Regions from separate parts of the Homo sapiens genome. Here all the other regions are linked to region 2. Evidence: chromatin contacts called from ENCODE Hi-C or POLR2A ChIA-PET data. All regions are on one chromosome and are shown on one strand. Each heading gives the region's core, a stretch centred on a gene start or an enhancer-like site at or near the end of the contact. The rest is flanking DNA. Distances are from core to core; before and after follow the strand shown. Region 1 holds the start of RAB5B (RAB5B, member RAS oncogene family). Region 2 holds the start of PTGES3 (prostaglandin E synthase 3). Region 3 holds the start of ARHGAP9 (Rho GTPase activating protein 9). Region 4 holds the start of GDF11 (growth differentiation factor 11). Region 5 holds the start of GLI1 (GLI family zinc finger 1). Region 6 holds the start of SARNP (SAP domain containing ribonucleoprotein). Region 7 holds the start of PYM1 (PYM1 exon junction complex associated factor).

Region 1 (2,886 bases), core at 58-2,557, 710 kb after region 2:
AAGTAGACAAAGAACAAGGGGTGATGCCAAGCTTTTGAAATGGAATTTCTCACTCTTCCCCAAATCTCTTCCTCAGTGATATCACCGCATAGTTTCGGACCTGTTAACTCCATTACCTGCCTGGGAAATACCCAAGTCAAGTCTAAGTCCCACAAAAGTTTCACCAACTATGATCAGAAGATCTCCTGATGGCTGAGGATCTCTAAGCCCCTTTCCCATGTAGATAATGAAATAGATATGAAATAGATTCTCAGTTCTAGGAGACATGGTATTTGCTATAGACCACATTATTAAGTGGGAAAGAAGTGGACAAAACATGCCCCCAATCCAACTTCTTAGCTCTTTCATAGGACATGAAACAGTAAGTTAAGAAACAGACTGCAGTATAGACCAGCTATGAGGCCAACAGAAAGTGTAGGGGCTGAGTTTGGAGCAGCCAACAGTCATGGAAAAAAAAAAATTACTTTGATCTTCATCCCTACCCTGGGAGTTTTAAAAAGCTTCAAATTACCACATCTAAACACTAAAGGGAACAAAAGAGTGTGTACTCCCAAGACCCAGAGCCCCCAGCCCACCCTTCAGCATTCCCAGAAGTTCCCATAACTGATACCAGGCCCTGCTTCCATTACTTCAACTACCTTAGTCTTCTAGATTAATACAGCCTTCTTCATTTTCCCCAGTTCTCCCTCACTGAACCCAAATCTCTCTCAGCTCAACACCATAGCACCCTCAGTTCTTTTTACAATAGGCACTTTCCCTGAAAAGAACGCTTCTTACCCAACTAAGAACCCTTCTCAGGCCCTTCCAATGAACCTCTCTGCAGGGACCCAGCCCCAGTCACCCCCGGGGCTCGGGCGACAGGTCTGACCCTCCTCACCTCCCGGCAAATGGGCTTACCTCACCCGCTGCCCTGTTCCTTTCCCCAGCTCCTCCCTCTTCAGCGCTGCTTAATGAGGCCTGCCCCTGCCCTCACTCAAGCTCCAGGCCTCCAGCCCCCGGCCCTCGGCCTGGCCGCCGCCACAGCCCAGCCGCCTTCCCGACTCACCAACTTCGGGGTCCCAGGCCGCCCAGTCCCCTCCTCAGCGACCCCCATTAGGCCTGCCGGGGCCCGGCCCCCTTCTCCCCTCTCCGGTGGGCCACTCTAACCCCTCGCTTAGGACCAGACCCGCCTCCGCTCTCAGGCCAGGCTGCTCTCATCTCCCGGGCGCTTCCGCCCCTGCCCTTTGGGCTCCATCAGCTCGGTACCTGGGGCTCCGTCTCCCCCGTCGGCCCCAAGCCTGTGTCGAACAGACAAACAGCTGCAGCTCAACCAAACCCTCCTGCCCCTCCTTCTCCTCCTCGCCCTGGGGCGGGGCTCCAGCCAATAGCTCGATTACCCGCCTACCTTCGAGGGTGGGCTATATGTGCACTCATCCACCAATCCTCTGGAGAAAGGCGAGTCTCTTTGGGCGCTGTCACCAACAAGTACGAGCAAGGGACGCGACAGGCGGGGCCACAAGCCAATAGCGAGGGAGAAACCTCGAAGATGGACGAGGTAAGGAGCCATTAAAGAGCAAGCTCCTGAAGACAGGGGGCGGTACACTGCCGACAGGCGTATGTATCCACCAATAAAATCTCGACACCCCATGACCCCGCCTTTTGACTCATAAACATCTAATCAGGTGAGTGATGGAGGCGGGTCAAAGTGAAACTTTAACCAGTACTGCGAAAATACGGTACTTGACTGGCAGGCAAGGAGGGGTTGAAGGAAGCCTTAGGAAGGCCGCTACTGACCTTCGCCCCTCCCCCTGGACTTGGCTGGGGCTGGCTCTAGTGCCCTGCCTTCTATGACAAATTCGCGGGCGTAAAGGGAAATACCTCTTCTAGGGATCCGGAGCCTGGGAATTTAAGTAACCCTGACATCAGCGCTTCCTCCTTTTAGTGAGGCTTCAGTGGACAGGCGTATTTGGGGTGGCCGCGGGCGGTCTGAGATGTTTTTTGGTGGAATGAGACAATGGCAACTACAAGAAGTGGTAGCTTGGAGACGCTTTTTCAGAATCGTATGTAAATGTAAATAAAAGAATCTTTGGAAAACTTTTCTGTCTGTGATATGAAACAGAAAGGAAAAACGGCGGGCTTACTGGGAAATGCAGTGTCGAAAGGCAAATTCCCCGGGAGCCCTCTTCCTGCCGCTATGTATGTGCATGGGTGTGTGTATGTATGGGGTGTGTGTGCATATATGGTGTGTATGTGGTGTGTGTGTATTTGGTATATGTATACGTGGTGTGTGTGGTATATGTGTGTATATGATGTGTGTGTGGTGTGTGTATGTGATGTGTGTGTGGTGTGGTGTGTGTGTGGTATGTTGGCTGGGGGAAAGGAGGTTTGCTGGTGTGTGGAGAAAGTGAAGTAGGAAGTATATAGGCTTCAGTTTCCCCAGCCATAAATAGGGATGATAATAACCACTTTGTTCACCGTCAGCACTAGCCAAAATGGGGTGGGGTGGGCAGCCATGCACAGAGAGATTAGGAAAAGGGGTCTGAAATCAATGATCACATACACACATTCATATTCTGTCTCCCACCATTCTTTCAGTAAATAAGAGGAGGAAAGAGATGAACTATAAAACTAGGCACATTTTTTTAATGAGCTACAAACTAAATTACAAATAACGTTAATAGCAAGAGCACTCAAGGACAAGGGTGACAGAGACAAATCATAAAAAAAAAATGCTTTTTTTTTTTAGCACTGTCATTACAAAACCCCAAGGTGCACATGGCAACAAATCCACCCACTATGACCAAAAAAAAAAAAAAAAAGCCAACTCTACTATTGGATATAACCTGAAATATAAATATAATTGTTCATCCTTCTTTTAAAGAAATATTTTTACCCATGCCCTCACTC
Region 2 (2,860 bases), core at 118-2,617:
GATCTGCCCGCCTCTGCCTCCCGAAGTGCTGGGATTACAGGCGTGAGCCACCGCGCCCGGCCCCTTCCCTTTTTTTTTTTTTTTTTGACACAGGGTCTCACTCTGTCGCCCAAGTTGGAGTGCTCACTGCAACCTCCGCCTCCCGGGTTCGGGGTTCGAGCTATCCTCCCGCCTCATACTAGCTAGTATTTGGCATTACAGGCAAGTGCCACCACGCCCTGCTAATTAGTATTTTTAGTAGAGATGGGGTTTCACCATGTTGGGTGGGCTGGTCCTGAACTCCTGACCTCAGGTGATCCGCCCACCGAACTTCCCAAAGTACTGGGATTATAGGCGTGAGCCACGGGCGCCCCGCCCAATTTCCCTTTTTAATGGCATTTGAGCTAGGGTCCAGGTTTCGTAGCTCCCACTACCTGTCCTGCACAACACAGACACTAAATACCTTAGTGCTTATTATGAAGCCCCGTTCTTCAGAAAGGTTTTATAGCACTTTCGTTAAACCTCCTTCCTGTTCAAAATGCAGCGCACTAGAGTATTTTTCCCCAATCCACCGTTAAGCGGCTTCTTCTTAAGCAGGACTGTTTTGGGTCTCTTGGTTGCTACCCCTACTACACCCTACTAATATGTTGCACAAAGCGACGGGGAACCCCTTCTCCCCCAAACGATGTGCGTGGAAACACACAATGTCCTACTCTCTCCATTCCCAGAAACCTAGACTCTCCCCTCAAATACCTTTCCTGGCTCATCTACAGCACTAAGGTCTCAAGGTAGGGGCAAAAGCCCGCCCCAATTGGCAAATGCTCCTCCTCCGCCAAGAACCTCGAATTTCCGCTGTCCCTGGACAGAGCCTCCAACCTTCAGAAAAATGGCGAGGTGGACCCAGGCCCTTGATTCTGAAGTGAGCCCTTTTCCACAGCACAGGCTTTTTACAGGTTTTTGTGGTGGAATGATGACTCAGTGAGCTGATTTACTCCCTCAAGAGTAACCAACGCGCCATTTCAGTTCTCCAGGATCCCGACTCCGTGTCCCTCCGCCTCAGCCTTGCCTCCCACTGTCAACGCAACCGTTTCTCAGAGAAATCGCCGAAGGCGCATGGCAGGGCAGTTGGGCCACTAACGGTTTTCTAACGCGAGAAGACAGAGCGGGAGGAGAGGCGGGAACGCGTAGGGACTAGCAGGGGGCGGAGTGGGGGTGGGGTGGCGGACGAAGGGCGGGGCCGGCGCCAGGAAGGATCGCGAAGGAGCTGGGAGGCCCCGCCCTTTCCGTAGATATCTCTAGAAAGCCGCGCCGGAGCCCAAAAACAAGGACTGCGCACGCGCGGCGGCAAGGCCCGGGCATTTTGCTGCGTCACCAGCCGCCGCCCGGCCTCACCACCCCTCGTTTGCACGCACGCACGTTCATTCTCCGTCCTCGCGCCCCTTTTCCTACACTTTCCTCTTCTCCCCGACCGGAGGAGCCGCTCTTTCCGCGCGGTGCATTCTGGGGCCCGAGGTCGAGCCCGCCGCTGCCGCCGTCGCCTGAGGGAAGCGAGAAGAGGCCGCGACCGGAGAGAAAAAGCGGAGTCGCCACCGGAGAGAAGTCGACTCCCTAGCAGCAGCCGCCGCCAGAGAGGCCCGCCCACCAGTTCGCCCGTCCCCCTGCCCCGTTCACAATGTGAGTGCGACACCCCGCCGAGGGAAGGTCGCCGAGTGAGGCCGAGGCCGCGTTGGGGGCTCCCTGGAAGCGGCCCCCTAGCCTTTCTCGCATCGGTGGTGGCAGTCGTTCCTGCCTGGGGGCGGGAGGTCCAGGATCCTTGTTCCGGTTACCGTTGGCGGGTGGAGGACATTTTTCCTCCAGATGTCTGCTTCCCCCACCCCTGAACCGTTCCTTGGCTTCCCCATGCCGGAAATCCTACTTTTACCCCTTTGGCTGTCTGGGTTACTCGCCTCTTTCGGTAACTTCACCCTAGGCCTTAAGCTCCCGGTAGCTGCTCGCCATGCGGCGCCCTGAAGCGTGAACCTTCGTGGGTCGCCTCTCGGCTGCTTGGGCGCTCCGGTTCTGTTGCTTTGTGGTCCCGGGGCCAGGCCCTGAGTCGAGTGCACCTGTGGTGGGTGCCGCCAGGTGCCTGGCGGAGCTCCTGGGAGAGCCCCACGCGGACCTCGCCGTGAGCTGCAGGTACTGCTAGGCAACTAGAAGGAAGCCATGCCCACGCCGCAACATACTTCCCTCTCCAGTGTCTGGGTTTCTTGAGTGTGGGTACTTCCAGTCCGCCTCCTAACTCCAGTCTCTTGAAAACACGGGAGGTTGCCAAAACTCAGCCGCTTCCCTGGCAGCGAGGAGGAGTTACCATTGAGCAGGTAGTTCCGCACGTGTCGACTTTGGAAAGATACGGACATTTTCTGTGTTTCATGTTCTACTTGAGGTGAGGTTTCACTATCTTGTTACAGTGTAGGATGAAATAGGTATGTAGTAGGCATTTAATTAACCTACAGTCGTCCCAAAGATCTTAAATTTGTGTGGAGGTGAATACAGATTCTATGGCAGTCTTCATTTTACGATGATAAAGGAAAGCCTTGGCGATTTTAACCGGTAAGAATTCTTGGCACTGCCGCGTACAGTGGGAACTGCCGGTTTTACAGGGTTTTTTTTTTTTTTTTTTTTTTTTTGACGGGAGGTTATTTTTCAAGGTACTAACTACGTCCTAAAAGGTATGGAGAACAATTAAGGTGGAACCTTTTTTTTCTTTTGTTTTAGACTCCATTCAGAAGAGAGAAGAGGGGAGTGACTTTATGTCTTTGGAAAAGTAATAAGGATTTGCTTGATTCAAGTCATGATACTGAGGCTGAGTATATTGGCTAGAAATCTAAAGGGATGCGTGAGG
Region 3 (2,836 bases), core at 61-2,560, 790 kb before region 2:
CTTGGATATGTTTAAAAGTGAATGCGACGAAGCTAACAAAAACAAGCTAAAGTATAGGAGAGAGAGTTTCAGAGAAGGCAAAAAAAGGGTGGATTCAAGCACTGAACACCAAATGAATAAATAAGTGAATAAATGGGTGAAATTAGTCACTATTTTGGAAGTGGGAAGGAAGAGTTGAGGGGTAGGATTCTCCATGTGTTGAAGTGAAGTAAACTAGGAAGATCACTGAGGCAGAAGCCCAGTACTAGCCACCCAGCCCTCAGGGGAAGAGAGCTGGCTCTCTGATATCACCAGTGGGGAGGGTCATTCGCTCCTTAACCCACCTCTCCAAACCCAAACAGAAAGCCTCACATTGTGCAGTGGAGAAGCTGAGAGAAGAGGAAAAGAGGAGTGGCCAGGTAAGGCAGAAGCAGAAGTGTGGGTTTTAAAGTGCTGGTAATCCAGGGAAGGTCACTTCCCACCTTCCACCAAGGAGAAGCTGGCATCAGTCCCCTATCTACCTGTCATAGCGTCTTGCATTACTTGTCCATTGTTCCTGATTCAATTGTAATTATTAAGTTTATTGTGTCATTAGTTAAGGTCTGTCTCTCCTTAAGCTCCAAAAGGGCTCATTCCCTTCTCTCATCTCCAGTGCCTGACACTGCTCCTTGCACGCAGGAGGCACTCAATCAATCCTTGATAAAAGCATAAATGAGGCCGGGCGCAGTGGCTCACACCTGTAATCCCAGCACTTTGGGAGGCTGAGGCGGGTGAATCACCTGAGGTCAGGAGTTCTAGACCAGCCTGGCCAACATGGTGAAACCCTGTCTCTACTAAAAATAAAAAAACTAGCCAGGTGTGGTGACAGGCACCTGTAATCCCAGCTACTCGGGGGACTGAGACAGGAGAATCACTTGAACCCGGGGGGCGGAAGTTGCAGTGACCCGAGATCTCGCCATCACACTCCAGCCTGGGGGACAAGAACGAGACTTCGTCTCAAAAAAAAAAAAGCATGAATGAACCCACACACTAAAGTAGCTCCTGCCTCAAGAGGCTTGTGTGTACAGGACAGTATCAAGGCTTCTCAGCTCCCAAAATCGTGTCCTGGATTGGGAGGGTGGTGATATTTCAACTCTGAATCCCTCTGTGTTTCTCCCACTTTGTCTTTCTCTCTGATTTGGTCTTGGTATTTATTTGGCTTTCTGTTTCTCTGTCACCATGTCTCTCTGAGTCTGCACAGGAAGCACGCAGCTATGGTCTGAGGTGACTGGTAACGGAAACATTGATGCTTGCATAAATTTAATAAAGAATAACACACATTTTTGTCTTTGTCATTAACCTTGTGTCTCCCTGTTTCTGTCTTGAACCTGATTCTTTCTTCTTATCTCCTTCCTGTGTCCACCTCAAGACTCCCACCACTACCCAGGACCAACTCCTGCTCCTGAATCTTCTGATGGGCCCCACAAGGTACTTGGAGGAAAACTACTGGCCTAGGTCATCTCCTCTAATTTCCTGCCTTGCTGGCCATGCAGCCCTGCTGACCACATCCTCTCTCATGTTACTTACATACTTCCTCACCAGACACCACCAGGAGTTCTCAGCCCCCAAAACCTGTCACCGATCCTCACCAGGCTGTTTGCTCTACCCTCTCCCCCAACTCAAGGGCTCCCGTCCTCACCTCCCTGCAACACTGCTCCTAGAACCATGTCTGTCTACCTGGAGACAGCCAGGCCTATTCCCTTCTGGGTCTCCAGTGTCCCTTTTTCTCACAGGTGACAGTGCTGGCTACAATGCTATCCAGCCGGTGGTGGCCAAGTTCCTGGGGGATCCTAGGGCTGGGCCCCCGAAGCCCTCCTCGGGGATCCCAGCTCTGTGCCCTCTATGCCTTTACTTATACTGGGGCAGATGGCCAGCAGGTGTCTCTGGCTGAAGGGGATAGGTTCCTACTGCTTCGAAAGACCAACTCCGACTGGTGGTTGGCAAGACGCCTAGAAGCTCCCTCCACCTCTCGACCCATCTTCGTCCCAGCAGCCTATATGATAGAGGAATCCATCCCTTCCCAGAGTCCAACTACCGTCATCCCCGGCCAATTGCTCTGGACTCCTGGTGAGTAAGCGCTAAGCCCTCTCCCTTCACCTTCCTACCTCCCATCACCTTCCTACCTCCCTGGCTTCTGGGAATTTTGGGGAGGTCCCCCTCCCTCAAGCTTCTGCTAACCATCTTCTCTTGTTTTTCTTTGATCAGCCTACCTCTTGCCCCCGCCATGGCATCCTCATCCCACTGCCTGTCCTCCTAGTCCTAAGGCTTCTAGGTCTCATGCCATTTTCCACATCCTCCCTCTGCCCTTCTTGTCTTCCCTGTGAGTTCCCAAGATGAGGGACCCAGTTACAACAACACCTCTGATCACCTGCCACCCACCCTCCCCTTTTCTGTTTCCAGGGCCGAAGTTGTTTCATGGTTCCCTGGAGGAGTTGTCTCAGGCCCTCCCAAGCAGGGCTCAGGCTAGCTCGGAGCAGCCTCCTCCACTTCCCCGCAAAATGTGTAGGAGCGTCAGCACTGACAATCTGAGCCCCAGCCTTCTGAAGCCTTTCCAGGAAGGACCAAGCGGAAGATCCCTCTCCCAGGAAGACTTGCCGTCAGAAGCCAGTGCCAGCACAGTGAGTCACAGCTCTTCTGAGCTGGGCCCTGTTCTAGGCACAGGACAGACAGCACCTCTGTCTTCAGGGGACTCCCCTGGGGATGACAAACACAAAAACAAATAAATAAGATAACGCTTGGTACTACTGATAAGTCTAAAGGCAAGTTAATGTGGTGGAGAGTGGCTGAGGTGGTGCGGGGAGACATCTGTGAGGTCACG
Region 4 (2,844 bases), core at 322-2,821, 950 kb after region 2:
GGGGGAGGAGAAGGAGTCACCTGACCCTAAGGAGAGCTGGAAAAGGGGGGGTGTAGTATTCGCCTGGATTTTCCAGGCCATAAAATTTCAAAGCAGCTCATGTCTATTATATGTTCATCTTCCGTTTGGTCAGGGGCTCGGATGCCTGGGTTCCTGCTCCCCCATCTACTACTTTCTCTTTTTTCCTAGGTCTTCGTCTCTCTCAAGTCCACCTGCGGTAGGGGTGGGCGAATAAGGGATGGAACACTAAGGTTTGAGTAGCCAATGAGTGTCCTTAGCCCCCAGCGCAATGGAGTTGAGCTCTCCGAGCTCGGTCAGTATCAAGAAGGCACAGCTTTTCCGACCCCTTGGGATACCCGGTCTGAGACAGGGGTCAGGATGGAAAGGGTGCCAGCTGGGCTGCCAGGAGGTGTACAGGGCTCTGGGACCCTATTCTTGGGAGAAAGCACACAGTTCTCTGCAACCCGTTGGGCACGTTGCGAACGGAGCACGGAGTGGGGAGTTACCGCCAGGGCCACTGGGAAGCAGAGAGCACTGCAGTCCAGCTGGGGCTGCGGGGGTCCTGCAGCCTCCCGATTCTGTTCTCCAGCCTCCCCACCACGGCTTTTCAGGACAGAGTCACTGCCCAGCCCCAGCTTCCCCGGACTCCAACAAGGATCTTTTTAGCATACTGGGGGTGGAAGGCACTATCTCGAAACCCGCCCCATTTCCCCCGCCCCAACCTCCGGGAACTAGGCGTGCATACAACTTTGCAGCCCATCTCCACCGCTCGGAAAACTTCTATGAAGTAGCCCCCGCTCCCTAATTCGTCAAGTTTTCGCAGAAAAAGCTTCCGGGCCGGGGCAGCAGGGAGCGCCCCGCTTGGAGCAGAAGGCGCCCTTCGCGGGGCCAGAGCCAGCACCCCACTGCTCGCGCCCCGCAGCCCACTTACTCTCCTGGGCCATGCTAATGACGGTCTCGGTGGTGGCGTGGTACTCGTCCTCCTCCAGGAAGTCCTCGGGCTGCAGCGCGTCGCCCTGGAAGTCGTGTAGGTCCAGGATCTGCTGCAGCGGCGGCGCCTTGGGCAGCAGCTGCTTCACCACCTCGCGGCTGATGTTGGGCGCCTCCTTGAGCCGCAGTTTGCTCAAGATCTGCGACTTGATGCTCTCTAGGCGCAGCTCGCGGCTGTGCTGCCGCCAAACGCACACGGGGCAGCCGTCCGGCTCGGGCGCCACGGACGGGGCTGGCCGGCTGGAGCGCTCCCCCCCGACCCCCGCCGCTGCCGCCGCCGCCGCCGCCGCCGCCGCCGCCGCGGGGCCCTCGGCCGCCTCCCCCCGGGGCCGCAGCTCCAGGGCGAGGAGCAGGAAGCCCAGCAGCAGCGGGGCCGCGAGCACCATGCTGGAGGGGAGGGGAGGGAGGACTGGGGGGCGGGGACGCCGGAGTCCCGCGGGGAGGGGGCGGAGGGAGGAGGGAGGGAGGAGGAGGGGGTCCGGGCGGCGCGGGATTGGGGGCTGCCCGGCCGAGGGGGGACCCGGGGGGCCGGGGGCGGCGGGCGCGCGGGCGGGGCGGGCGGGCGGCCGGGGCGGGCGGCTGGGGGGGCCCGAGCCCGGGCCAGGCCCTTTATAGCCCCGGCCCCCGTGTCGTCAGCGGCCGCGATTGGCTGCGGAGCCAACAAAAGAGGCAGCGCTGTCATCCGAGGCGAGAGAGGGAGCCGGAGAGAGCCGAGGAATAGAGAGAGGGAGGGAATGAGGGAGCAAGGGCCAGAGAGAGATGAAGAGACAGAGATATGAGGGGGCGGGGGGGCGGATATAGAGGGAAAGTCAGAGCCAGAGAGACCAAGGAGAATCAGAGAGATAAGGGGGAAGAGACAGAGATAGGAAAAGGAGGAGGAGAGAGGGAGAGACAAAGGAGGAAAAGAAGAGTCAGGGGGAAGACGCAGAGGTGAGAGACTTAGCTAGAGAGGGAAATTGTGTGTCTGTGGGAGACACAGAACCAAGAAGGAGGAAGACTGGGACAACTAGTGGGAGAGTTAGAGTGGAGACAAAAATGGGGAGAAGAGGGGTACCACTAGATAGGGGGAGACAGAGGTCTACAGAGCCAGACCAGAAGAGATCGGGGGTCATGGAGATGGGAACAGCGGCAGAGGAACAGAGGACAGAAGAGTGCCCTGGGAAAGGGGTGGGGGGGGGGGTGGGGGGGAGAGAAATCAGGATGGGGGAGGAGAGAGAGGGGCACAGACAGGGAGACAACAAGGGAGCCCCTGAGGAGGCAGGTGCAGGGGATTGGGGGTGGGGGAGAGGAAAGGCAGAAACTCCTGAGAGAAGGAGCCACAAGAGTCAGCCTTGGTGGGAGCACAGAGAGCCCAGGGGACAGAGGTGGAGAACTTGAGACCAGAGGAGCTCTAGCCACCAGAGGTAGCCCAAAGAAGATGCTCAAGGAAGCCATGGAAGGAAGCACCAGGCTAGGCTCATCAGAGGGATTAAGGGGACTAGGAGAGGAAGAGGTCAGGGACAACCTAAGAAGGTGGAGAGGTGATGGGAAGAACTGAAACAGAGGGAAGACATAGAGCTGGGAAGACTGTGAGCTTGAAACTGGGGCTTAACAGGGCTAATGTAGTCAGCCGGCTGGAAAAGGCAGGAGCTAGAGGCCACTGGGGGAAGGGTGAGAGGAGATGGCTGGAGGCTGTTATACTTGGGGAGAAATCTAGATCTCTGGATTTCTAGCTATATCTTTGGATCTGCAGGGTCTTAGAAGTCTGAGAAGGGGCTGGAGGTTGCAAGGGTGAGCATGGGAAAGAAGTCTGCGCTCAGATGCACGAGATGAAATACAGATGTGGGACCAGCCCTAGTCTTCAGGTGTGATCCT
Region 5 (2,878 bases), core at 27-2,526, 770 kb before region 2:
AGGGTGGTCTGAGCCAGAGGAGGGGCCTCGATCCCCAGCTCCCGTTTGGGCGGGGTGCCAACGGGGATACACAGGCTGGCAGTGGCCAGTGGTCCCGCCCAGCCCCGGTAGGGGTCTCCCTGCGGCTGGCTCCCGCTGCCCCGGTGGTCCTGAGGTCAGAGGGTCAAGACAAGGTCTCCCCGGCTCCTCCTGAGCTCCTTGCCCACAGCCCTTGGGACTCAGGAGTCCAAATTGCATGGGGTCATTCTAGGGCCTTCACTAGACCTTGGACAGCCCCCCCCCGCCCCAGCCCCCTTCCAAGTCCAGAAGACACTCCTTTCCCCTAAAGCACAAGCATCCACTGGCACATCTGTCACAAGACAGGTCAAAGGTTCAAGCCTGGCTGGCCCCTAGTGGCTCTGTTGCCTCCCACACACCCGTCCCCACCCCACCTGGAGCTCCCTCCTTTGCAGTCCCCACCTTTCAGAAACACTGACATCTTCCTACCCCACGCGCAGACACACACCTGGGGTTACCTCTCTACAACGCAGACCTCCAGCTAGCCATCCCTCCAGCCTCTTAAACTTAACCGCATGAAAGTAAGATATTTCTAATATATGGGAGAGGCGGAGACAAAGACCCACGGTTCCCTGAGACAGAGATACACAGACTGACAGAAGAAAAAAAGGGAAGAAAAAGAAGATACAGAGAAAGACACAAGTGAAAAATCTGGAGTTTCTAATGTCTCACCCCAGGCTCTCCCACCCCTATTTTGCCTCTATGTCCCGGGTCTGGGATGAGTCCCTAAGAAGCTGAGCATCCCCTCAGGCCCCCTCCCCCACTGCTCCCAGGTGGTCCCCCGCCTGCCCCCCCTTCTCACCTCTGTCTGGGCGCTGGGCTCGGGATGCGCGGTCCAGGGCTGGAGTCTGGGCTGGGGGGTGTGCGGTGGGGAGGGGGGGCGGAGAGGGCCACGGCAGCGCAGCCTCGATGCCACCCCCACCCCCCCAACCTGGCCCCCAGCCCTCCCGCCGGCCCAGCCCGCCGGGCCGCAAGCCCGGACCACCCGCGAGAAGCGCAAACTTTTTTTTTCCCTTTTGCAAAAACTTTTTCTCTCTCCAGCCGCTGGCGCGCCGCCGCTCTTCCCGCTCGCCCCTCACCTCCCTTCTATTTCCCTCCCTCTTGCCGTTCTGGAGGATGAGGCGGGGTAGCTGGAAGCAAGAGAAGGGGTGCCGGGCTTATTGCACCCCCAGGACCCCCAGGATCCTCCCCCTCCCTTGAGGGACCCTATACTGCTTACGCCCCCCCCCCCGCCCCGGCTGAACACGCTGCTGTTGGTGAGTACTAAATCCCGGCTTGGATTTCTGGATCGGCTGGCCCCAAAGAGGCCCCGACAACCAGATTGAGGAAAATATTGCGGGGCAGGGGGAGAAGTTCAACCGAGAACGATAATAGTGGAGGTAGGGTAGTCGCCTTTGGTTGGTGCTAACTGAGCATTCTGCCATCCTGTGGTTTATCTGCAGGCCTCACCCTTTGGATGGAACTTGCAGCGGCCGGGACAGAGTTGCGGTTTGGGGCAAATCAAGTTGGGTTGGGGGCTCTGGAAGAAGGTGAGGAGTCTATGGAGCATAAAAGCAAGGAGCAGCGGCTGAGGCTCTGGGTGCAGGGTGTGGTTCACGAGGTCACCAAGGAGCCCTGGGACTGAAGCCCCTTTCCCTAGAACCCCGGCTCTACGTCTCGAAGTTCTGGAGGGTGCCGCCCCTCCGCACCACGTCACTGCAGGCTCTAGCTGCTCTTCCAGGCTTTCTGCTCCCTCTGCTGGCCGTTCTCACACATGACACCCGCTCGGAGTCGAAGCAGAAGAGCTGGGGAACTGAAGGAGGAGCCCAGTTGAAGGAGGAGCCCCTCACTAAAGCCCACTTAAAAGCCCAGGAGGTGGATATGTGAGCTCTGAGAAACGGAGAGGCAGAGGTTGCTATGCCCAGCGGTACTGCCTGACAGGGAAGTGCCCTGCCTCTTTAGATTTGCATTGCCATCGTGACCGGATATAAGGGAGGGGCAGCATTTCAGTCTCTGATTTTTATGAGAAAGAGGAGGAAGCATGACAAGGAAAAAGGGCACCCTCTCCCCTTTTTTTCAACCCCACAGGCAGACCTCCCACATCCTAGCTCTGCTTCCAAGAACCACCCCCTTGGGTGTGGAAGGTCAGTGGGTTAACTGTTCAGTCTGAGGGTCAAGGGGGAAAAGAAAAGGTGAAGGTAGGGGGAGATCTGGGACTTTGACCCAGGCTAGTTATCCCCAGAGGGTCAGAGACCCAGCTCAGTCAGACCAGACTAATGGGCACTGAAAAAAAGGCACCCCACACATGCTCCTGTCCCAGCCTCGAGCCCCTTCTTCCAGAGGAGCTATTTATGTATTTATGTATTTATTTATTTTTATTTGGGACGGGGCCTCACTATTTGCCCAGGCTGGAGTGCAGAGGCTATTCACAAGTGTGATCATAGCCTCGAACTCCTGGGTTTAAGCGGTCTTCCGGCCTTAGCCTCCTAAGTAGCTGGGACCACCGGTGCCCAGCAAGAAGAGCTCTCTTAGAACACCTTACTTTCTTCTCCCCACCCAGTTCTATAGACCAGTGAGTCTCAAACTTTTTGGTTTCCTCTATACTCTTAAAAGTCATTAGGTTAGGCACAGTGGCTCAGACCTGTAATCCCAGCACTTTGGGAGGCCAAGGCAGGCGGATCACCTCAAGTCAGGAGTCCGAGACCAGCCTGGCCAACATGGTGAAACCCCATCTCTACTAAAAATACAAAAAATAGCTGGGCATGGTGGCGCAGGCCTGTAGTCCCAGCTACTCAGGAGGCTGAGGCAGGAGAATCGCTTGAACCTGGGAGGTGGAGGTTGC
Region 6 (3,144 bases), core at 133-2,632, 870 kb after region 2:
CCATATGCAGCAATCCTACCAAGATGATGTAGGCCAGCCAGATGCCTCGGCTATTCATCACTCGGGTGTTGGGGTTTACTTCGCTGTGTGCCACCCCCACATTCATCCTAGCCGTAATGGGGGATCAGGCAGGAGTCCAGCTCAGTTTTTTCTCAACCCCTCTTGAGCTATCTCCCAGTTGTCTCTCAGATAGCCCCAATCCCCTGAACTCTATTGGGAATGAAGAACTTACCCATCACGCAGAAAATAAAAACTGAAGACTTGGGGAAAACTTTAAAAGACAAGAAGAGTCCTCACTACATTTCAGAGACATAGTCATTATTGCTCTGATCTTTACACGTCAACTGTAACATGAAGGTGTATGTGTAGGCTTGGGGCACTCACTTCAGGGAGCAAGGGAAATAGGAGTATCTGACTTTGCTGAAGAAGTTAATAACCATGAAGAGGTCACGTACACCCAGAATTCCAGGCGAAAGTCATGGAATCATCAAAGAACCACTAAGAAGGGATGACAGAGTAAAGCTCACTCTGGTCCCCACTTTGTTCTCTGGGGCTTGTCCACCCTCTCTCTCACCTCCGTGGCATGTAAACAGTCTGCATCCCCATTACTTCTCTCAAGCGTGGGGCACGACAACAACTTGCCCACGGCTTCTGGACTGGGTTAGGAAGGGACCTGAGCTCAATACCTCGAAAGGTGGAGCCTTGGCTCTGACTCCAGGGGCAGCAGTGATTATCTGAACTCGGATCTTTAAAATTGTGGTAGCTCTAAAGCTGATGATGTCTGGTTAGGAAGCGGCTCTTGCCCGCCCCAGCCCCACCGCCAGTTCCTTAAGCCCGCCCCATGCCCCTCCCAGCTTCCTCCTCATGTTCATCGGTTTTTTCAGGGCTCCCTTCAGCGCTCCCCTCTCAGTATTTAGGTCACCACTCCCTCGGCGCCCCTTTCGCCTCCCACCATTTTTCCTCAGCAACCCTTACAGTCTTTGCAGCTCCTACCTGCCAGCTCAGATCCCCGTCCGGCTATGGGCGCGGCGCCGGCTACCACACCTGAAGTCTCCAGGAAGTAACGCCTCTCCTTCTGCCCCTTTCCTATTGGAGGAACAGAATCAGCGCTGCCACCACCCATTGGTTGGTGGTCTGTAATGCAGAAGCACAGTTGGTTGCCATTTCTGTCGTTCGCAAGATACAGTGCCCGCCCCTCTCCCAGTTCCACCTTTTGAAAGAGGTGGGGCAAGCTGCCTAGAGAAGTGAGAGCGACGTCAGCTATTGACCAATGGGAAGAGCTGATGGTATGGCGTGGGAGCAAGAGTGACAACGATTGGTCAGCCTTGCATCTCTACGCCTAAGGCGGGAGCTCCTGGAGGCGGAGGCCGCGGGTGGGGGCCTAGTGGAGTGAGGGGTAACAAGATGGCGACCGAGACGGTGGAGCTCCATAAGCTAAAGGTACCGTGAATCGGGGAAGGGCTGAGTTGGACTTTTCTAGGAACTGAATTCTACAGGGTAGCTTGCGCCTTCTCCTACGTCTTCTCCGTGCAGCCTTTTCCACTTCGTTTCTCGGCTCCCGCCGTAGCTCTTTTGTGCCACCCTTCCACACTACGCCTTCCCTAATTTCCCATTTCTCCTCACGGCTTTACTGCTATATTTATTTGTTATTTCTGCTTCCTTCATCATTGTATCGTCCGTCACCCTTCCCCACTGGGTTGTGTAAGTGCCTTCTACCTGTTATACTCTTCGTTGCTTTTCAGGGCTGCATTACGTCAGTTGGTCCCTCCTTTTTGCCCCATGTCGGAGCCAGGATCCGTTTTTCTTCCCTGGGATGATGTTTCCAGTCTGTCGTCCGAAGCTGAGATTTCCCTGTTAGCAAATGGTGGCATTTTTGTGTATTTCTGTCTAAATAGGTACCAGACACTCAGAAAATACTTCCACTCCCCTTTTCTAGGTGGGATTACGCCCCAAGCCGAATTTTGAAACAGGGAGAGGCCTCTCAGAAGATCGGTCTCGCCTTAGAAGCCTGGGGTTGAGGAGGTCTTGAGAATAGTAGAAGTACAGACACCTCAGATTTAAAAGTTTTCGAGTTCTGTCACGCGGCTCTCGGCCCGCCAGCCTTCCTCACACACCATCTCCAACCACCAGAGAGAACTCACACCTGCAATATTTGGGAAAAACAATTCCAAGGTTAAGATTATCTCTGTTCCATTTCATATCTCGGGTGGGCCCTGCATCTCCTGGTGTTACCATTGGCTGACACTGAATCACAGAAGCTATTTTAAATTGTCTTATGAGACTCTTGGTAGTTTTTTCACACTTAGATATATAAAAAAGTTAAAAAAATATATTAAAAAGAAGAACATTTTAAAAAGTATTTTCTTTTAGGGTAAATTAAGATATCTTGAGTAATTGTCTGTTTGTGGTTTCACAAGTAGTTTTCCCATTAGATGTTTTGGACAAACCAGGCTGATATAGCTGAAACTGAAAAGTGATCCTTTAAAGCTCGAAAAGTTTTTTTTTGTTTTTGTTGCTGTTAAGAAAGCTTAAGGGTAGTAAGGGTAGGGAGAGGACCCTTCTTTAGTCACTTATTAGTTGACCCCAATTAGTCTTTCTGTGAAACTGATGTTTTTCTTACTCTTGGATTCTAAACTCTGTTAGTGGGTTTTTGTGTTATTCTGGAGTTATTGTTAACTTGATGATACTGAAATGCATAGACTATATCAGCGGTCTCTTGATCTTTATTGTGATGAGTTAAAAAAAATTGAGCAATCATCTCCACTTTGTTTATATATACTGTACTTATAGAAATTGTATACTTCTGGACTGTTATAAAATATAACACAGAAAAGGAATTTTTGAATGAGATAAAAAGGAACTATATATAGAAGAGCTAATATTTTCTTCCTATTTGTCCTATTTTTGAAATCCCTGGAGTAAGTCACCAGCTGCCCGATGACTTACTTGCATTTATAGATTGTGTTGGTTTATGGAGTTCCTCCTTCCATCAAATCTGTATTTGTCAGGTCTATATAAAATTTGTATTTGATTGGATAAGTAACTTTTACGTAAAGTCCTCTGACCTGATTTCAGTGTTACAGTCTAAGAGAACATTAGGCACTCCTGACAGCCTAAAAAGGACTTGCTCTTTAATCACATTTG
Region 7 (3,209 bases), core at 349-2,848, 760 kb after region 2:
CCCTAGTGCTGAGGCAGGATGTCTGGGGGTGGGAAGGGGGCCTAGGGTTGGTAGTGAACAGGGGCGACTTTAGGTTTCCCTCCTGCACAAAGGTCTATTGAGCAGCCTCTGAAAGCTGCAGAGACCACTCCTGAGGTAGTTCAGTCAAGACCAACGTATCCCATTAGTTCTTAGAGGCTTCATCCCACACTCTCACGTCTAATCATAACAAGGTTAAGGACAAGATGTTAGACCCTGCAGGGCTGAAGTACAATCGGTGAAAAGAGAGCAAGGGTTTAAGACCACAGTGTCACAACACTTGCAATAACAGTGTATCGTATGCAAATACTTTTTATTTATTTATTTTGAGACTGAGTCTTGCTCTATAATACAAGCTGGAGTGCAGTGGCACGATCTTGGCTCACTGCAACCTCCACCTCCCAGGTTCATTCCTCAGCCTCCCGAGTAGCTGGGATTACAGGCACTCGCCACCACACCCGGCTAATTTTTGTATTTTTAGTAGAGATGGGATTTCACCATGTTGGCCATGGCTGGTCTCGAACTCCTGACCTCAAGTGATCTGCCCACCTGGGCCTCCCAAAGTGCTGGGATTACAGGCATGAGACACCGCACCCGGCCTGGAAATACTTTTTAAATGAGCCCCACCCCCAGACATTCTGAATTGGCCTCTAGTGGAAGTCACAGACATGGAGGATGGGAAGGAAGGCAAGCTGCGGCCCCCAGAAAACTTCTGAGGCCTAATTTGTCTTATAAAGGTCCTAGTCAGCCATTGCTCAGTTTTTTAGTTTTTTTTTTTTTTTTTTTTTTTTTTTTTTGAGACGGGGTCCCACTCTGTCGTCCAAGCTGGAGTGCAGTGGAGCGATCTTGGCTCACTGCAACCTCCGCCTCCCAGATTCAAGAAATTCTCTGCCTCAGCCTCCCGAGTAGCTGAGATTACAGGCACCCGCCACCACGCCCGGCTAATTTTTTTGTATTTTTAGTAGAGACGGGGTTTCGCCATCTTGGCCAGGTTGGTCTTGAACTCCGGACCTCGTGATCCACCCGCCTTGGCCTCCCAAAGTGCTGGGATTACAGGCGTGAGCAACCGCGCCTGGGTTTTGTTTTGTTTTTTAAATGGGACATGCTGCCTAGTGTTGGAGGTAGTCACCAATACTTACCTCCTGCCTCCTCCCTGGTTCCAGGGGTACTGCTGGACATTAAACTAAGCCAAAGTGGGGATATAAGCAGGAAGGTAAAAGGGTTGATAAGGAAAAAGCTATATGAGGGTGGAGGAGGGCAGAGTTGACACCTGAGGAGAGGAACCTGCAGCCGGGCTCCTCTCAGGCTGTAGGGGAAACAAGTTTAACAGGACTTAGCCCTGAAGGAACAACAGTTGCTGAAATGGGCGGCGGAGGGAGACCATATGGGTTCGTCTGCAGAATAGGGAGGTACGGCGCAGGGCAGGACTACAAATGGAGTGACACTACGGGACCGGATTATTGGCGAGTTGCCCCGCTTTAGATCCTCAGCGGTTGGACGAGTTTAATTAGAATACTAAGTAGGTCCGCCCAGAAGCTTTCACCCTGCCCTCTGACCCTAGGGCCCAGCCCGAGGAGGCACTCAGGGTTAGGAGGTCTGGGCGAGAAGCAACTAGGGCCCTCATCACTTCGCCGCCGAATCCCCGGCGCCGCCCAGCGGGGCAGAGCCAGGCCAGGGCCGCCCGCCCAACCTGGTCCGCTGCCTCTTCGGCCATGGAAGCTGCCGGCAGCCCTGCGGCTACGGAGACAGGTGACCGACCCGCGGCGCCCTCCGCCTTGCACGCCCCTCCCGCGGGTCTCTGGTGGTTGAGTGGGTTGGCCGACAGCAATCGGCACACGAATTCGACCTCCCCACCTTCTTAGGGTTAGATAGGGTCTCCAACCGTCCCTAGAAACACTTGTGCGCCCCAGTGCGTTCCTGGAGTTTGTCTGCTCCACGTCACCAAGCCGCTCTGAGATCTGGGTGCAGGCCAGAGCCTGGATATTCTTCCTTTCTTCATTTATAAGGCCCCCTTTTTGGGTGCAGGTGGGCCTTGCGCCCTTTTCCCTCGCAGGTCCTGGACGTACGAGGAGTTCCTGGGGATGAGAGGGACTGTGCCTCGGAACTTCTCTTGGCTCCCTGAGGACTGTTTTACAGGCAGCAAGCGCTCAGTAATGGTATCGGTGGCAGTAAAAAGCCCACGGCTTTATTTTATTAACTATTTCAGCTTCTCCACTCTTCCTCCTCCTCCACCTCCGCCCATGAAATGGTGCACTCTCCCTTTAAGACTAAGATGGTGGCTTGCTACGATCGGGACTCCACTTCCGGTGGGGAGGGGGGCGGGACCCCAGCCCGCTCACGCCGGAAGTGGTTTGCGTTTTCAAGATGGCGACTCCCTATGTTACTGACGAGACCGGCGGTGAGTGCGGGAGGCGCGGAGCCGCTTCTCTCCGGGCTCTCGGGGCAGGGGTTCGGACTTGGAAAGGGGTCTGTGCCCCGCCCATCCCGGGGCCCCTCCTTTGCCCCGCCCCCCGGACCGCCTTCCCCATTCATTCTCTCCTACGGGGTGTCTCCTGCGCCCCCTTCTGGTCTCGTGTTTGGGGTCTCTGCTTCCGGTCACCCAAACCCTGGGGTCCTTCAGTGCTGGTCCCTGCTTCAGGACCCTCACGGGCCCTTAGCTTTTCTCCAGCAGTTGGACCACTCATATCTCTTTTAGGTTCTTCAGGCTTGGGGGCTTCTACACTCTCATTTCCCTCCAGTTCCTGCCCTCCTTCTTTTCCCCTCCCCCATCTCAGCTATACTTGGTTTCTGCCCTACCCCAGTCCCGTTTTCATTATTTTTCTCGAAGCTTTATTTGCTGAAGACCTCCTCGTTTCTACATAGTACCTTTTCCTCTCCCGTATCTTCATTTGTTGGGTCACTGAGGTTTAGAGGTGTGAAGGGAAGAGGACCCTAATACAACTTTCAGCTTGAGTTTTCTCCCTGATGGAGCCACCCTTCGCTACCTTCTCCCGTGATGGTGATAGAAATTGAGGGGTCTAAGGTGGGAAAAGGCAAACAGGAAAGTATCTAGTGGCTTTTCTCCGAAGCCCTTTGACAAGTGAATAAAACCCACTATTCCTTCTGGCTAGAGAAGAATTTGCAGCCTGGCTGGCCGAGATGCTGAAGTGTCTGCTGTGTATGTAAGGTGTATGTGTTGGAAACGGAGAATC

The links. A loop is a pair of places that touch in the nucleus more often than their neighbours do. ChIA-PET counts read pairs that join two places held with the same protein, here RNA polymerase II (POLR2A). Pooled maps may share reads with other maps.
Region 1: a pooled map shows a loop between it and region 2 (7-fold over the local background). The contact joins the promoter of RAB5B here to the promoter of PTGES3 in region 2. A Hi-C loop is called at or near these places in 7 of 50 pooled maps. POLR2A ChIA-PET finds 5 or more read pairs at or near these places in 2 of 52 experiments (HEK293 and K562).
Region 3: a pooled map shows a loop between it and region 2 (11-fold over the local background). The contact joins the promoter of ARHGAP9 here to the promoter of PTGES3 in region 2. A Hi-C loop is called at or near these places in 3 of 37 single-sample maps with no recorded cell type and 9 of 50 pooled maps. POLR2A ChIA-PET finds 5 or more read pairs at or near these places in 4 of 52 experiments (B cell, GM12878, Panc1 and 1 more).
Region 4: a pooled map shows a loop between it and region 2 (4-fold over the local background). The contact joins the promoter of GDF11 here to the promoter of PTGES3 in region 2. A Hi-C loop is called at or near these places in 4 of 50 pooled maps. POLR2A ChIA-PET finds 5 or more read pairs at or near these places in 2 of 52 experiments (CD4-positive, alpha-beta T cell and GM12878).
Region 5: a loop to region 2 is called in a pooled map, with 5 times the contacts of the local background. The contact joins the promoter of GLI1 here to the promoter of PTGES3 in region 2. A Hi-C loop is called at or near these places in 6 of 50 pooled maps. POLR2A ChIA-PET finds 5 or more read pairs at or near these places in 7 of 52 experiments (B cell, BJ, GM12878 and 4 more).
Region 6: a map with no recorded cell type shows a loop between it and region 2 (9-fold over the local background). The contact joins the promoter of SARNP here to the promoter of PTGES3 in region 2. A Hi-C loop is called at or near these places in 4 of 37 single-sample maps with no recorded cell type and 11 of 50 pooled maps. POLR2A ChIA-PET finds 5 or more read pairs at or near these places in 7 of 52 experiments (BJ, CD4-positive, alpha-beta T cell, T-cell and 4 more).
Region 7: a loop to region 2 is called in a map of OCI-LY7, with 7 times the contacts of the local background. The contact joins the promoter of PYM1 here to the promoter of PTGES3 in region 2. A Hi-C loop is called at or near these places in 4 of 168 maps with a recorded cell type or tissue (B cell, CD8-positive, alpha-beta T cell, OCI-LY7 and 1 more), 3 of 37 single-sample maps with no recorded cell type and 15 of 50 pooled maps. POLR2A ChIA-PET finds 5 or more read pairs at or near these places in 1 of 52 experiments (naive thymus-derived CD4-positive, alpha-beta T cell).

Annotation. Positions count from the first base shown.
Region 1 is chr12:55,972,499-55,975,384 of GRCh38, reverse strand. RAB5B (RAB5B, member RAS oncogene family) reads right to left here and starts at 1,307. Exons shown (of 6, transcript NM_002868.4): 1 at 1,246-1,307. It overlaps CDK2 (cyclin dependent kinase 2), which reads right to left. Exons shown (of 7, transcript NM_001798.5): 7 at 2,596-2,886. RefSeq lists an enhancer at 1,414-1,563.
Region 2 is chr12:56,686,791-56,689,650 of GRCh38, reverse strand. It overlaps PTGES3 (prostaglandin E synthase 3), which reads left to right and starts at 1,367. Exons shown (of 8, transcript NM_006601.7): 1 at 1,367-1,653. The coding sequence starts at 1,652. RefSeq lists enhancers at 431-480, 957-1,482, 1,981-2,100, 2,211-2,260 and a silencer at 1,131-1,320.
Region 3 is chr12:57,478,340-57,481,175 of GRCh38, reverse strand. ARHGAP9 (Rho GTPase activating protein 9) reads left to right here and starts at 1,310. Exons shown (of 18, transcript NM_032496.4): 1 at 1,310-1,446; 2 at 1,752-2,085; 3 at 2,419-2,636. The coding sequence starts at 1,770. RefSeq lists enhancers at 897-986, 1,157-1,206, 2,727-2,776.
Region 4 is chr12:55,741,849-55,744,692 of GRCh38, reverse strand. GDF11 (growth differentiation factor 11) reads right to left here and starts at 1,571. Exons shown (of 3, transcript NM_005811.5): 1 at 932-1,571. The coding sequence starts at 1,376. RefSeq lists a silencer at 536-595.
Region 5 is chr12:57,458,183-57,461,060 of GRCh38, reverse strand. GLI1 (GLI family zinc finger 1) reads right to left here and starts at 1,276. Exons shown (of 12, transcript NM_005269.3): 1 at 860-1,276. It overlaps LOC124902947 (a long non-coding RNA gene), which reads left to right. Exons shown (of 2, transcript XR_007063335.1): 2 at 1,500-2,878. RefSeq lists enhancers at 1,548-1,597, 1,608-1,687.
Region 6 is chr12:55,815,962-55,819,105 of GRCh38, reverse strand. SARNP (SAP domain containing ribonucleoprotein) reads left to right here and starts at 1,382. Exons shown (of 11, transcript NM_033082.4): 1 at 1,382-1,440. The coding sequence starts at 1,405. ORMDL2 (ORMDL sphingolipid biosynthesis regulator 2) reads right to left here and starts at 1,065. Exons shown (of 4, transcript NM_014182.5): 1 at 994-1,065; 2 at 1-107. The coding sequence starts at 106.
Region 7 is chr12:55,926,283-55,929,491 of GRCh38, reverse strand. PYM1 (PYM1 exon junction complex associated factor) reads left to right here and starts at 1,598. Exons shown (of 3, transcript NM_032345.3): 1 at 1,598-1,767. The coding sequence starts at 1,731. It also overlaps a transcript of DGKA not described here. RefSeq lists enhancers at 1,327-1,907, 1,987-2,156, 2,197-2,416, 1,908-2,488 and a silencer at 2,507-2,656.